2 separate regions of the Homo sapiens genome follow, and region 2 is linked to region 1. A link is a contact called in ENCODE Hi-C or POLR2A ChIA-PET data. All regions are on one chromosome and are shown on one strand. Each heading gives the region's core, a stretch centred on a gene start or an enhancer-like site at or near the end of the contact. The rest is flanking DNA. Distances are from core to core; before and after follow the strand shown. Region 1 overlaps LOC105375118 (a long non-coding RNA gene). Region 2 has its middle 19 kb from the start of PDGFA-DT.

The links. Hi-C counts contacts between places; a loop is a spot of excess contacts on that map. ChIA-PET counts read pairs that join two places held with the same protein, here RNA polymerase II (POLR2A). Pooled maps may share reads with other maps.
Region 2: a loop to region 1 is called in a pooled map, with 3 times the contacts of the local background. The contact joins two enhancer-like sites. A Hi-C loop is called at or near these places in 2 of 168 maps with a recorded cell type or tissue (PC-9 and ovary) and 2 of 50 pooled maps. POLR2A ChIA-PET finds 5 or more read pairs at or near these places in 5 of 52 experiments (A549, CD4-positive, alpha-beta T cell, H1 and 2 more).

What each region holds. Positions count from the first base shown.
Region 1 is chr7:325,955-332,262 of GRCh38, reverse strand. It overlaps LOC105375118 (a long non-coding RNA gene), which reads left to right. Exons shown (of 3, transcript XR_926965.4): 2 at 54-216; 3 at 900-2,636. Among named protein-coding and RNA genes, the nearest start is that of FOXL3-OT1, 38 kb to the right of the region's middle. Within about 2 kb of position 2,427, at least 3 of the 41 ENCODE cell types and tissues checked have a DNase peak (open chromatin) inside an H3K27ac peak, as active enhancers do.
Region 2 is chr7:536,372-542,691 of GRCh38, reverse strand. No RefSeq gene overlaps it. Among named protein-coding and RNA genes, the nearest start is that of PDGFA-DT, 19 kb to the right of the region's middle. RefSeq lists enhancers at 2,145-3,086, 3,087-4,030. Within about 2 kb of position 3,256, at least 18 of the 41 ENCODE cell types and tissues checked have a DNase peak (open chromatin) inside an H3K27ac peak, as active enhancers do.

The DNA of each region.
Region 1 (6,308 bases), core at 1,178-3,677:
CTGGACAAGCTCCCAGGCACAGCACCTCACCACCCGCCCTCTGTCCTGCCCAGTGTACACACAGGAGCTCCTGGCACCCCGGAGGGCAGCCCCCAACCCTGAAACACACAGCGGCAGCGGCCTGACCTCCCCGGCACTCTCTACGTCATGTGTCTCAGATGGGGACCTGTGAGTCCCGGAACCTGACTCACGGGTTTGTGTCCACTCCTGGGCCAGGTGGGATTAAGAAATACTTTTAAAAAATAAATAGTTTCATTAACCAATAGTTCAGTCACAGGCAGGTTTGGAAATCGCAAGGAACCCAGTGGGGAAAAAGTAATGAAATCCAAATAAAGGTCTAGTTTAGTTAATGCTGGTGTGCCAGTATTGCATCCTTAATGTGACGAGTGCCCTGTCCTCGGGTAGGATGCCAGGAATGGAGGAAGCCAGGTGCAGGGTAGACCTAACTGTCTGTGCTATCTCCACAAGTTTGCTGTAAATCTAAACATAAAATCCGGTGGATCACTTGAGGTCAAGAGTTCAAGACCAGCCTGGCCAAGATGGTGAAACCCCGTCTCTACTAAAAATACAAAAAAAATTAGTTGGGCATGGTGGCAGGCACCTGTAATCCCAGCTACTCGGGAGGCTGAGGCAGGAGAATTGCTTGAACCTAGGAGGTGGAGGTTGCAGTGAGCCTAGATTGAGCCATTGCACTCCAGCCTGGGTGACAAGAGTGAAATTTCGTCTCAAAAAAAAAAAAAAATCTAAACATAAAATCTAAAATAAAAGTTTCATTAAAAACAGTTGAGAGAGGATATAATATAGGATCTTGTGGGTCACTCTAAGGTTGGATCCTGTGGGTCACTCTAAGGGTTTTGGGCTTTGCTGTCAGTGTCAGCACAATGATTTTACTTTTGCAGGTGGTGTGTCTCTCGGGACCAAGTGGATGTTGAGATACCAGCCGGACAGCTATTATACCAATGCAGAAAGAAGGAAATGGTGGCTTGGGTACTAGTGCCGGGGGACGGGGGAGAGGACATGGTTGCTTGGGCCAAAGGATGGTGCTGAAGTGGGGAGAAGGGGTCTGATTCCAGGTATGTTTTGAAGGTGAAGCCAACAAGAGTTGCTGACAGATTCAGCGTGGGGATGAGAGGAAAGGAGAGTCTGGGCTGAGCCCAGGGTCTCGCCTAACTAGCTAGAGGGATGAGGCCACGCTGACCCAGTGGGGAGTGGGGAAGGGCAGTGCAGGGAGGACAATGGGGAGTTTGTTCTGAGCATGTCCTGGCTGAGATGCCTGCTGGACTTCAAGCTCAAGAAACCTCTTGGATTTAAATCTAGAGTTGAGAGGAGAGGTTGTCCTTCAGGGGTCCATATGAAAGCTTCAGGTGCTTCCGAGGGATCCTCTGGCATGACAGGTCTGAGCCCGTCTTTCCCTCTCCGGCACTGCAGGGCTCCCGCAGTTCTGCTTAGATTCCTAGCAGCCTCTGCTCAGCCCCTCTGCGCTCACCCTGTGCTGCTTGCAAACAGACACCCTGGACTGTTGGGATCCTTTCCTCTCCCCGGGATCTTGTCTCTCCAAGCCCTGGCTGTGTGAGCAGTCCTGCACTCTGATTCTCGTCTTCCTGCTGGCACGACAGTGTTGAAAGCTCCTCTGAGCTTCTCGGATTCTCAGCAGACCTCCCTGCTCAGCTTCTCAGCATCTCTGCTCATGCCAGTTATGAGTTTGCGGTTGCCCCAAAGGGTGCAGAAGTTCGGGTCACCTCAACGCGTTTCCCTCCCCCACAATGTCTTGGGCCTTCAGGTCCTGGCTGCCTTGGTAACTCTCTGACACATTGAGACACATGTGGTCATTTGTTTTCTCCAACCTGGTTGATGGAAGCCAAAAGTGGACTCCTTTTTATTTTTTTGTTTTTTGACAGGGTCTTTCTCTTTTGCCCAGGCTGGAGTGCAGTGATGCGGTCACAGCTCACTGCAGCCTCAACGTCCTGGGCTGAAGCCATCCTGCCGCCTCAGCCTCTTGAGTATCTGGGAGCACAGGTGTACACCACCATGCCCGGTTAATTTATTTTTGTAGAGACGGTGTCTCGTCATGTTGCCCAGCGTTCCGCCTAGGCCTCCCGAAGTGCTGGGATTGCAGGTGTGAGCCACTGTGCCCAGCCTCCTCGTTTTTCTTACAGTTGTGTTTCACTTTATGGATCTATTATGATTTATATAACAACCTCTTATCAACGGGCTTTTAGGCCATTGTAAATAATGCTGCAGTGAGTAATTTCACACATAGACGGCCTCACCTGTGCGCAATGGTATCTATAGGATAAGCAGAATTGCCGGGCCAAAGGGCAGATGCATTTACATTTTTATTGATGTTGCCAACTTCGTGGCCATAAACGTTGTGCTAACTTGTCCTTTCATCAGCTATGTACGAGAGCGCCTGCTTCCCCACAAGTCTGTCAACATTGAGGGTTGCCTGGCATTTTGCTTTTTGCCAGTCTGACCCGTCATAAAATGGAACCTCCATTTAGTTTCAATTTGTGTTTCCTTGTTACCAGTGTGGTTGGGTGTCTTTCTATGTGTTAAAATGCCAGTTGCCGGCCGGCGCTGTGGCTCACGCCTGTAATCCCAGCACTTTGGGAGGCCAAGACGGGTGGATCACGAGGTTGGGAGATTGAGACCATCCTGGCTAACACGGTGAAACTCCGTCTCTACTAAAAATACAAAATATTAGCCGGGCGTGGTGGCGGGAACATGTAGTCCCAGCTACTCGGGAGGCTGAGGCAGGAGAATGGTGTGAACCCGGGAGGTGGAGCTTGCAGTGAGCCGAGATTGGTCCACTGCCCCCCAGTCTGGGCGACAGAGCGAGACTCTGTCAAAAAAAAAAAAAAAGCCAGTTGCCCATTTAAGTTCTTTACTCATGTTTTGATGAGTTTGCTGGTCTTTATCTCATTGTTTTCAGGAGGGTTTTTTTAAATGTATTTGGGAAAGTAGCATCTTGTCTACCGTATGAGTTGCTAATACCTCTTCCTCAGTTGGTTGGCTATCTGTTAACTTTGGCTTGCAGTATTTTAATATTTTTAAATGTATGTCTTGCATATTTCTTTTCTTTCTTTCTTTTTTTTTAGATGGAGTCTCACTCTGTCTCCAAGGCTGGAGTGCAGTGGCACAACCTCGGCTCACTGCAACCTCCACCTCCCTCATTCAAGTGATTCTCCTGCCTCAGTCTCCCCAGTAGCTGGGATTACAGGCGCATGCCACCACGCCCGGATGATTTTTGTATTTTTAGTAGAGATGGGGTTTCACCATGTTGGCCAGGTTGGTCTTGAACTCCTGACCTCAGGTGATCCGCCTGCCTCGACCTCACAAAGTGCTGGGACTACAGGTGTGAGCCACCACGCCCGACCGATGTCCTGCATATTTCTTATTAGGCTTATTCCTAGAAGTTTGTTGTTTTTGCTACTGCTAAAATATGCTATTTAATGTCATTAACTTTGCTAACTGAGGCCAGAGCTACGGGAAACTAAACGAAGTTAACCAACCAACCGAGCAAATAGCAAGTGCTTACTGAGCCTCTATATCGTCCTCACAATATTGTCGGAATGAAGCTGCCATGTTGGGTGTTGCAGGGACAAGAGAGTAGAAGATTCAATCAATCCTCGCTTTTAAGTTGTTCAAAATTGATTGAAAAAGACATAGAGAGACACAAAGACACAGCCTGGGTGGGGACAGGTGGGCGGCCCCAGGTGAGGGGCAGGCACCGAGGTCATCACGGGCGCTGGCGTTCAGGCCTTCCGGGTGGCAGCAGGGTGGGTTGAAAGGGGACTGTGGCCGACAGGAACATGGGCAGAGGACTGGCCAAGCAATTTCTAAGAGAAAAAAGGAACACCCACGATGAACACAGGAAAAACATACCCTCCTCTCCAGTACTTAAAAAAAAATGACATTTTACTGGCCCAACGAAGTGGCAAAGATTTCCTTCAAGGGTAAAACCTTGGGTAGGAGAGTCTTCAACAGAAACAGAGGCGGAGGGGAATGGCCACCATCCCTCTACGCACCTGTCCGGGCAGCGGGGCAGTGGGCCATGATCCTGAGCGTGTCCTGCGTACCAGGCACCCCGGGCAAGCAACAGAGAACCAGGCAGGTGTGGGAAACCATGTTCTGGCTGGGGAAGCAGACAATACCCAAGTCAGCAAGTGAATATGGGAGCGTGAATTGTGACCAGCATCACCCCACAAGAGGGAATGAACGGGACATTGAGGGAGGGAGTTGTGGGGGACCATGGGGCCGGCGTTTCCCTCACAGAGGGTGATATGAAGGGGAGGTGGCATCTGAGCAGAGAGGTGAAGAATGCAAAGGGGCCGGCCGCGTGGAGACAGCGGGGAGGAGAGGTCCAGGCAGAGAGATTAGAATGAGCCAAGGCTCTGCCTGGGAGCCGTGGCGGGCAGGCGGGCATCTCTCTCTCTCCCCATGGTCTCAGGGCTTCTCCACGTGCGATAGTTTCACAGCACGGTGGCCTCGGAGCATCCAGACGGCTAACTGGACAGCTCGGGGTTGCACGTGCCTGTTCCCAGAGACCAGGCTGACACCGACGCCTCCCGTGACTTCAGACCCCACAAGTCACGCAGATGGTTTCTGCCGTTGCCACAAGCCCACCCTGGAGGCCAGGGCAGGGGCCTGGACCCCACCTTCCTATCAGTCTCTCATAAGAAGAGCCCCTGGCTGGGCTGGGAGATGTCGCTGTGGCCACCATGGGGCAGCCAGTGGGCAGAGTGAAGAGCCAGGCATAGAGGCCGGCAGAGACCCGACAGTGCAGGTGCCTGGCGGGCCGGGATGGGCCAGGTGGACGGGAAGGACAGTGGCTATGAGATTCAAAGCGCCTGCTGAAAGGACTCATCCTGGCTGCCTGTGCGCCAGAGCTGCATGCAAAGGGCAAGGTGGGTGCGGGGAGACTGGGCAGGACCCTGTCTCACAGCTCCTGCTCGGCCCCCTGGCTGAGGTGAGGAGGGCCACACCTGAGGTCCTCCCCTAACAGGGACCACATGTTTCCTCATGCTCTTGGCCAAAATGAGATGACCATCTTGGTGGTGTGTGCGCTGCAAAGTGAGCCTGCCAGGCCAATGGGAATAGATTCAGCAGAATAACACCCAAACGTAATTCAAGCAAAGACAAACATCTCATGTCAGGCTCACGGCATTCAGAGAAACATGGGAGAATTCCTGCCTCCGTGCATGGGCCAATCAGATAGGGCCACTCCTGAGTTGCTCTGTGTTGGGAAATGACCTAATAGCCTTACAGCTTGTTACTGATTAATTTTGTTTGATGTGGGAGGCTGCATGGATTTTTAATAAGGGCTACTTGTAATTGCAAGCCGACTGAAGCTTCCAGAATCATGAAGTGCATTTCAGGGAATTTTGCAAAACACAGGACACAAGGCCTGTGTGCCCAGCACTCCCAGCTGGTAATTACATTCGAGCTGCTGTGTAGAGAGAACCTAGGGGCTCTCGTTAACTAATGACAGGAATTAGGGAGCTATTAGTGCCTGCTGGTGGGACCCGGCTCTTCCCTCATAAATCTCCAGCCCGTTGATATCCTGGCCTCCCAGTGAGTTGGGGTTTTAGTCTGTATATTAGAAAGTGCTGAGAGAGGGGAAACCAAATACAGAGAAAACTTCTAAGTCCCCCAGGCCAAGGGACATGCATGGGCCCCTGACATCTGTGCCAATCTGCTCTGCCCCCTTAAAAGAAGCCGTGACGACAGCCAGGGCGGCCACGCCGGGTACTGGGTCCTGGGTCTGAACATGACAGCTGCCCACTGGTGTATCCACAGCTTCACACGGGGACCAGCGCCCATCTCTGTCTCAACCGCCCCAGGAACAAGCCTTGTTTCTGAGCAGTGGCCACCTCTGTGGGTCTCTGGAAACTTGGCCATAAGTGCCAGCTAGCTGGTGGGAAGGACAGGGAGTGAGTGGGCTGGACACACAGACAGCAGGCCACGCAGTGCCTGGGGTATCCAGGAAAACAGCACAAGGACAGAAACCAGCTACAGGTGCAGATGAGGGGAAGAAATGAGTTAGGAAGCAATGGGCTGCATGGAACAGAAAAGACAAATCAACTGCCTTCACTGAGAGGGAACGGACTGATGCCGGGAGGTCTGGAGGCAGGTGGCGTTCAGGCTTGGCTTGACCCAGCGGCTCAACGAGGCTGTCACGGCCTCAATTTCTTTCCATCTCTGCCCTCTGCATAGTTGGCCTTATTCCAAAGCCAGCTCTTCCTCATGGGCACAAAATAGCTGCTGCAGTGCCAGGCTTCACATCGCATATCCCACCCTGCCCAGGA
Region 2 (6,320 bases), core at 2,007-4,506, 210 kb before region 1:
CCCTTAGAATTAAGACTGTCAGCCCCTCACCAGCCTCCTTAGCCAAACATTGTTTTCACTTGCGCAGTTGGGGAAATTGACTGTTGTATCTCAGAAATGCACTTGAAAAGGAGCCTGGCGATCCCCGGCCTGGGATGCTGCGGCCCTGCCCGGGCTGGCTGGCGTGCGCTGTGCTGGGTAAAGCAGAGAATTACACGGTCACCTAACGTGCCTCAAACCCTAGTCCCAGCTCTTCCTTGCTGTGTGGCCCCAGGCACGTTCCTTAACTCCTCTGACACTGCTCATCTCTAAAGTGGGGTCATAATGTTTGCCCCGTGGGGTTGGAGGTGAGAGTGAAGCAAGACTGCGCAGGTGAAGCTGGTTGCAGGGGGTTGGAGGTGAGCTGACGCGAGACTGCGCAGGTGAAGCTGGTTGCAGGGGGTTGGAGGTGAGCGTGACGCGAGACTGCGCAGGTGAAGCTGGTTGCAGGGGGTTGGAGGTGAGGGTGAAGCGAGACTGCGCAGGTGAAGCTGGTTGCGTGGGGTTGGAGGTGAGCTGACGCGAGACTGCGCAGGTGAAGCTGGTTGCAGGGGGTTGGAAGTGAGCTGACGCGAGACTGCGCAGGTGAAGCTGGTTGCGTGGGGTTGGGGGTGAGCTGACGCGAGACTGTGTAGGTGGAGCTGGTTGAATGGGGTCTGGTGCAGAGGACATTCACGGCTGTGGAGCTGCTGTCGCGTATGACGTCTCTGTCACACCCAACAGTGATGGGAACTGGGCCCTCCCCACGTCCGGCATGTGCCTCCCGGAGCTTCTGCTGTGTGCGCCATGTCCTTCAGCTCCCAGTGGGCCCGGTGGGCCTGCAGTCATCCTGGAATACTGCCTGCTCCTACTCTTCAAGGCCTCTGCGTGCCCCACCCTGAGCACAGCAGCTGGAAGTGAGGCCTCCTCTCCTATCCTCCTATTACCTAAGCCAAGCGTCTCCCCACCTGTGGCTGGCCCCGAGAACTCCCTGACGAGGGACGCCCAGGTGCCTCTCAGCGGCCCCCAGTTTTGGAAAAGCGGCAAACGTCTCCATGGACGCAGCCTGTCCTGTGGCCCTTCCTCGATCTGTCGGGTGATTGCTGTGTGCATCACACTCCAAAACGTGGTGGCACGAAACAGACGCCTCATGTTCACTACGGATGCTGCCCTGCAGACCTCAGACAGGGCCCGGTGAGTGGCGCTTGTGTGCTCCGTGATGCTTGGGGTCTGGGCTCAGCAGACTCCCTGGGGGTGGGGTAGGGGGCTCAGCGGGCTCCCTGGGTGTCGGGGTGGGTGGGGGCGCTCAGTGGGCTTCCTGTGGGTGGGGTGGGGGTGGGGGGCTCAGCGGGCTCCCTGGGAGTGGGGGAGGGGGCTCAGCAAGCTCCCTGCAGGTGGGGGTGGGGGGCTCAGCGGGCTCCCTGGGGTTGGGTGGGGCGGCGCCTACATCCTGTGTGGCTTGGGCTTCCTCCCAGCATGGTGGCTCTAGTGGAGCTAGATTTCCCTCGAGACGTCTGAGGGCTCCAAAAGCCAGCTGGTTCCAGCCAGCTGTTAGCGTTGGGGACTCGGGCCCTCAGGGAGCCCCTGTTCCAGCAGGCAGGGTGTGAGCTGCGTGGCCATTTGCGACCGAGTCTCAGAGGCCACAGAGCATTGTTTCCAGCACAGTCTGTGGTTGATGATGAGACAGCCTGCCTGGATCCAGGGGGACACAGACCCCCACTTGCTGATGTGAGAGATCAAGGGACTGGTGGTCCTGTTTTCAAACCACCACACCTTCCAGGGTCCAGGAACTCTTGACCCAGGTGAGCTCTGGCTGGGGGTCAGCAGGCATCAAGCTAGTTATGCTGCGCACAACGCCTGATTGGCTGTCTAGTCCCAGGGACAGGCTACGGCGTTCATGATACGGGCACAGGCCGGCTGGTTCCTCTACACCAGAGTGTGTGTCTGGCCACACTGTGCGCCATGCACACAGGGAACACTCAGATGTTGGATGAATGAATGTACGACCAACTCTAAACCCAGACGGGACTCTTGCAGAGGCAGCCTGGGTCAGAAGGAATGGAATCGCTGCGCGGAGGAGCCCCGGAGACCTTAGGCGGGGTGGGGAAACTGAGTCTGGGAGACAGCGGGTCTGGCTGGGGTATCAGAGCTGAGGCTGCAGCCCCGCTGGGCCTCTCACACTTTGCTCCTCCGAACTACCCGAGTGAGAAGGAGTCTTGTCATCTTGCTTTTGGTCTGATTATTGTTGCTGTCAATACAGTAAAGCAAACTTTACACGCTTTAGAAGGACGAGGTCCTGGTCATGTGCTGGTGCTCCTAGGAGCCCACGTTTATATTTTTCTGTAGGCCGAAGAAATCACAACAAGTAACTTTCATGAAGGTAGACAACCCTGGTATCAACTCTCCGCATTGATGGAGAGCAGAGAGGCTGCTCCCACCCCGAGGTGGTGACAGGCCGCTCTGGAGGGGGTGAGGCTTGGCCAGGGACGGGGTGGGGGTGGCCCCTGGGTGCTCTGGGACTGGGGCCTGGGTCCCTGAGATAGGGTGGAGGAGGCCCGTAGGGAGCAGGGGAGCAGGCTGGTTCCACGGACCCCTGCCTTCCTGCTCCCACTCTGGAATCCTCTTGTCCTTGGCTCAGGGTTGGGATCTAGCCTGGGCTTGCCCCACCAGTTTTGCCTGTCACTGGGCCATAAACCCCTCCTGTTTATGGGCCGGGCCACCACCCCACTGGAACCTGGCCAGGCTTCTCCTAGGAGGGCGGGCTCACTCCCTCTGGGAGTCCCCCCACACCACACAGGGCAGCCGCCTGGAGGCCCGATGAGGTGGCTAGAGGTGTGGGTGGCCCTGTGAGCAGTGGGCGGCACCCCTGGGGTGGTGGTGGCTGGAATTCTCAGGCCCCAGGCTCTTCCCGGGCCGTTAGGCCGAGTGCATCCAGGCAGCCCTGCACACCCCCTCACCACCCACCCCACCCCACCCCACCCCACCCCACCCCACCCCACCCCACCCCCGGCGCAGGAGGCCACGTGTCTGTTCACCTCCACGTCTAGGCTCGGAACGCCGGAGAGCAGGGGCGGGGACCCCAGTGTAGGGAGCCTGGGCCTGTGTCCGCTAAACGTGTGACGTGCACACAGAGTGTTGGTTTAATTCCGCAGACGCTCCCTGGTGCCTCCTGTGTTAGCGTTGGGGACTCGGGCCCTCAGGGAGCCCCTGTTCCAGCTGGCAGGTGGGGACTGAAGCTCCCTTGGAGTGTGTGGGCAGGTAGAGGAGGGCACCGCCCTGAGCCTCAGGAATCTACTCGCCGGCCTCAGGAGGCAGTTACACACCCGGCCCCCTCCCGGTTCTACTGGCCCCTGGGACAGGCTGCAGGGCTGGCTAGGAGTCTGGCTTCACACCGGCCCCCAGAGGTGGTGCCTCTGCCCGCAGTGAGTGGGGGCACAGGGGTTCCTCACCAAGGCTCCACCGGCGTAGCTGAGGCACTTGTCCCCAAACGGGAGCCCCCCGCCAGCTGGAAGGGTCCTTCCAAGTCCAGGGGAGGCAGACAGGACCCCCTGTGCAGGCGACAGAGGGCAACTGCTCTGAGCTCAGGGCCTGGGGAGGTGACTGTGTGGCAGGCGGGGTCCTATGTGGCAGGCAGGGTCCCGTGTGGGGAATGCTCAGAGCCCTGCTGACTCCACTGGCTTCTGGGCATTCCTGGTCTGACCTCCAGGCCGGCTCCTGGGACCCTACCAGTCTGAGGGATGGGGAAGGAAAGGGTAGGGCGGGCAACTGTGCCCGAGAGGGGACCCCAGCTCTGGACTCTGGCTGGCTCGAAACACCTTGGGGCCATGCCCATCTGTCCAGTTGGGCTGTAGAGAGGCTTGGAGGAGCCACCGGAGTGAAGGAGGGTCGCCAGCGTCTTTAAGAAACCGCAGGATGCTGACGCCCCTAGAGCCCCCATTGGGTTGGTGAGGAAGTGGGGGCCCTGGGGGGATGTGTGAGTTGTGTTCCTCTCAGCAAGTCTGGCTTCCTTGGGGGCCTAGGAGGGGACACTGAGGGCTTGCTGTCCCCATGGGGAGGTTGTAAGGTGAGACTCTCAGGAGCTCCTTCCTCCTGTCTAGGGGGTGCCCCCTTCCCCCCACCTTTCTGGGGTGACAGGCCCGGGGGGGCCCCCAGATTTTCTGAGGCCTGGGGGCTGGCCTGGCCGGCTGGGTCAGGAAGTGAAGGGCTGGCATGGGGGAGGGAGGGGAGGACTGGAAAGTGCATTCCAGGCGGGTGACACAGCCTGCGGCCTTGGGGTGGGGTGGGGCCAGGCTGGGCTGCCCTTCTCGGGAAGGTCCCTGGGATCCAGCTCCCCGAGGAGGCAGATAAGAGGGGTGGGGCCTGGCTGCATGGGAAGAGGAAATTCCAGGCCTGGGACAGCTGCTGCTGTCTTTCAAGGCTGGATTCAAATGCCACCTCCTCCTGGAAGCCGCCTCAGATTCCTCTGCAGCCCCTGGACCAGGGGCGCCCTCCTCCAGGGACCCCGGCTCCCCTGGGCTCTGGTCAGGTCAGCCCCAGGCTGGGCCCTCCACGGCCCTGATCCACCGCAGCGCACTCCTGCTGTGCACCCCTGCAGTGCACCCCAGAACCTAAGCAGGGCCTGGCCGGGCCGCCCACAACCACGGAGCTGGGGTGGGTGTGTTCCCTGCACCCAAGGCCGGCGGCCAGGCGTGGAGGGAGGGGGGCGTGTGAGTGAGGGCCACAGCCTGGTGGGGGAGTCGATTTCCTGGTGCTTCCTGTGCCCAGCGCTGTTCCCAGCCCTCTCCATGGATTAACTCACTCTCTCTATTCCTGATTTCCCTGGAGTGTAGGCAAATCAGCCCCACTTCACAGCTGAGGACGCTGAGGGCAGTCGTGGTAAGGCCAGGTCCCTGGCAGGCTGGCCCCGGAGGTGGATCAGGTCCCTCTCCCACCTGGGAGCCGGGTGGGCCGATGTCTTTTTTTGGCGGGGACCAGGAGAGTGAAAGCCTGGGAGCTGGGTTGGCCAATGTCTTTTTTGGGGGGGGGACTCTTCAGGAGGGTGAAAGCCAGGCTCACTGTCCCTGGGGGCTTCCAGCACCATGAAGGTGAGTGCCCCCTGGCCCCTGAACAAGGTCCCCCTCCACCACACCCAGGCCCCCTCCATCACACCTAGGCACCCTCCATCACACCTAGGCACCCTCCGTCGCTGCTTCCCCGGCTCGGCAAGGCTTCACGGAGCCCACTTCTTGGAAGTGAATATGGATGAGTTTAGGCCCCTGCAAGTCTCCCGAGGAGAAGCTGGGGGTGCCCAGTGGTGAGAAAACTCCCCCATGTGCCAGGCACTGGCATTGGCTCATTTCATCCTCACTGCAGCATTAAGTCAAGGGTGGCTGCCAGCCTCCAGGTGGGCCCGAGGTCCTACCTCCCCATGTCTGTGCCCTCCCATAGCCCTTCCTGCATTGACAGGGCCTGTGCTGGGGTGGGGCTTCCCAGGAGTGGTCAGAGAAGACACGGTGGCTTTGGCCTTGCTGTTTGGGCCTCTTGCTCCCCGGGATGCCAGCCGCCATGTTGTGAGGACACTCAAGCAGCTGCAGGGTGAGAAACCGACACCTAACAACCACGGCCTGGTCCACAGGATCCCGGGGAAGCCGTTTCTGAATTCCTGAACTACAGACACCGTGAAGTCATGAATTTGTTTTGTTTTTGGTTTTTGAGGCAGGGTCTCGCTCTGTTGCCCAGGCTGGAGTACAACGGTGCGATCACGGCTCACTGCAGCCTCAACCCCTGGGCCCAAGCCATCTTCCCGCCTCAGCCTCCCAAGTAGCTGAGACTATAGGCACGCACCACCACGCCTGGCTAACTTTGTAATTTTTTGTAGAAATGAGGTCTGTGTTGCCCAAGCTGGACTCAACCTCCTGAGCTCAAATGATCTCCTGCCTCGGCCTCCCAAAGTGCTGGGATCACAGGCGTGGGCCATGGTGCCTGTCATGAGGTCTTCACTGTTGGGTTGAGACTCTGCATTTGGAGGTGGTTTATTAGGCAGCAATAGAGAACCATGGCAGCAAATGTTATCATTTCTGGGATACTGAGGGTAAGCGTGGCTGTCATCCAGGAACAGGCTAGAAGGAGACTCTGGACCCCGGGCCGTCAGGGCTGAGTGACCCTCATCCGTGGTACCTCACGGCCTCTCTGGAATTCTGGGGTCTCTGTTGGACACTCTGGGTGACACCCTGTGGTTCCTGGAGACCCCTCCTGCTGGGTTTCACACACGGCCTCGCCGACGGGCCAGAAGACCACAATGGCTTTGAAAAGCAAGAGCCGGCGGTGTTGCCTCCTAGGAGCTC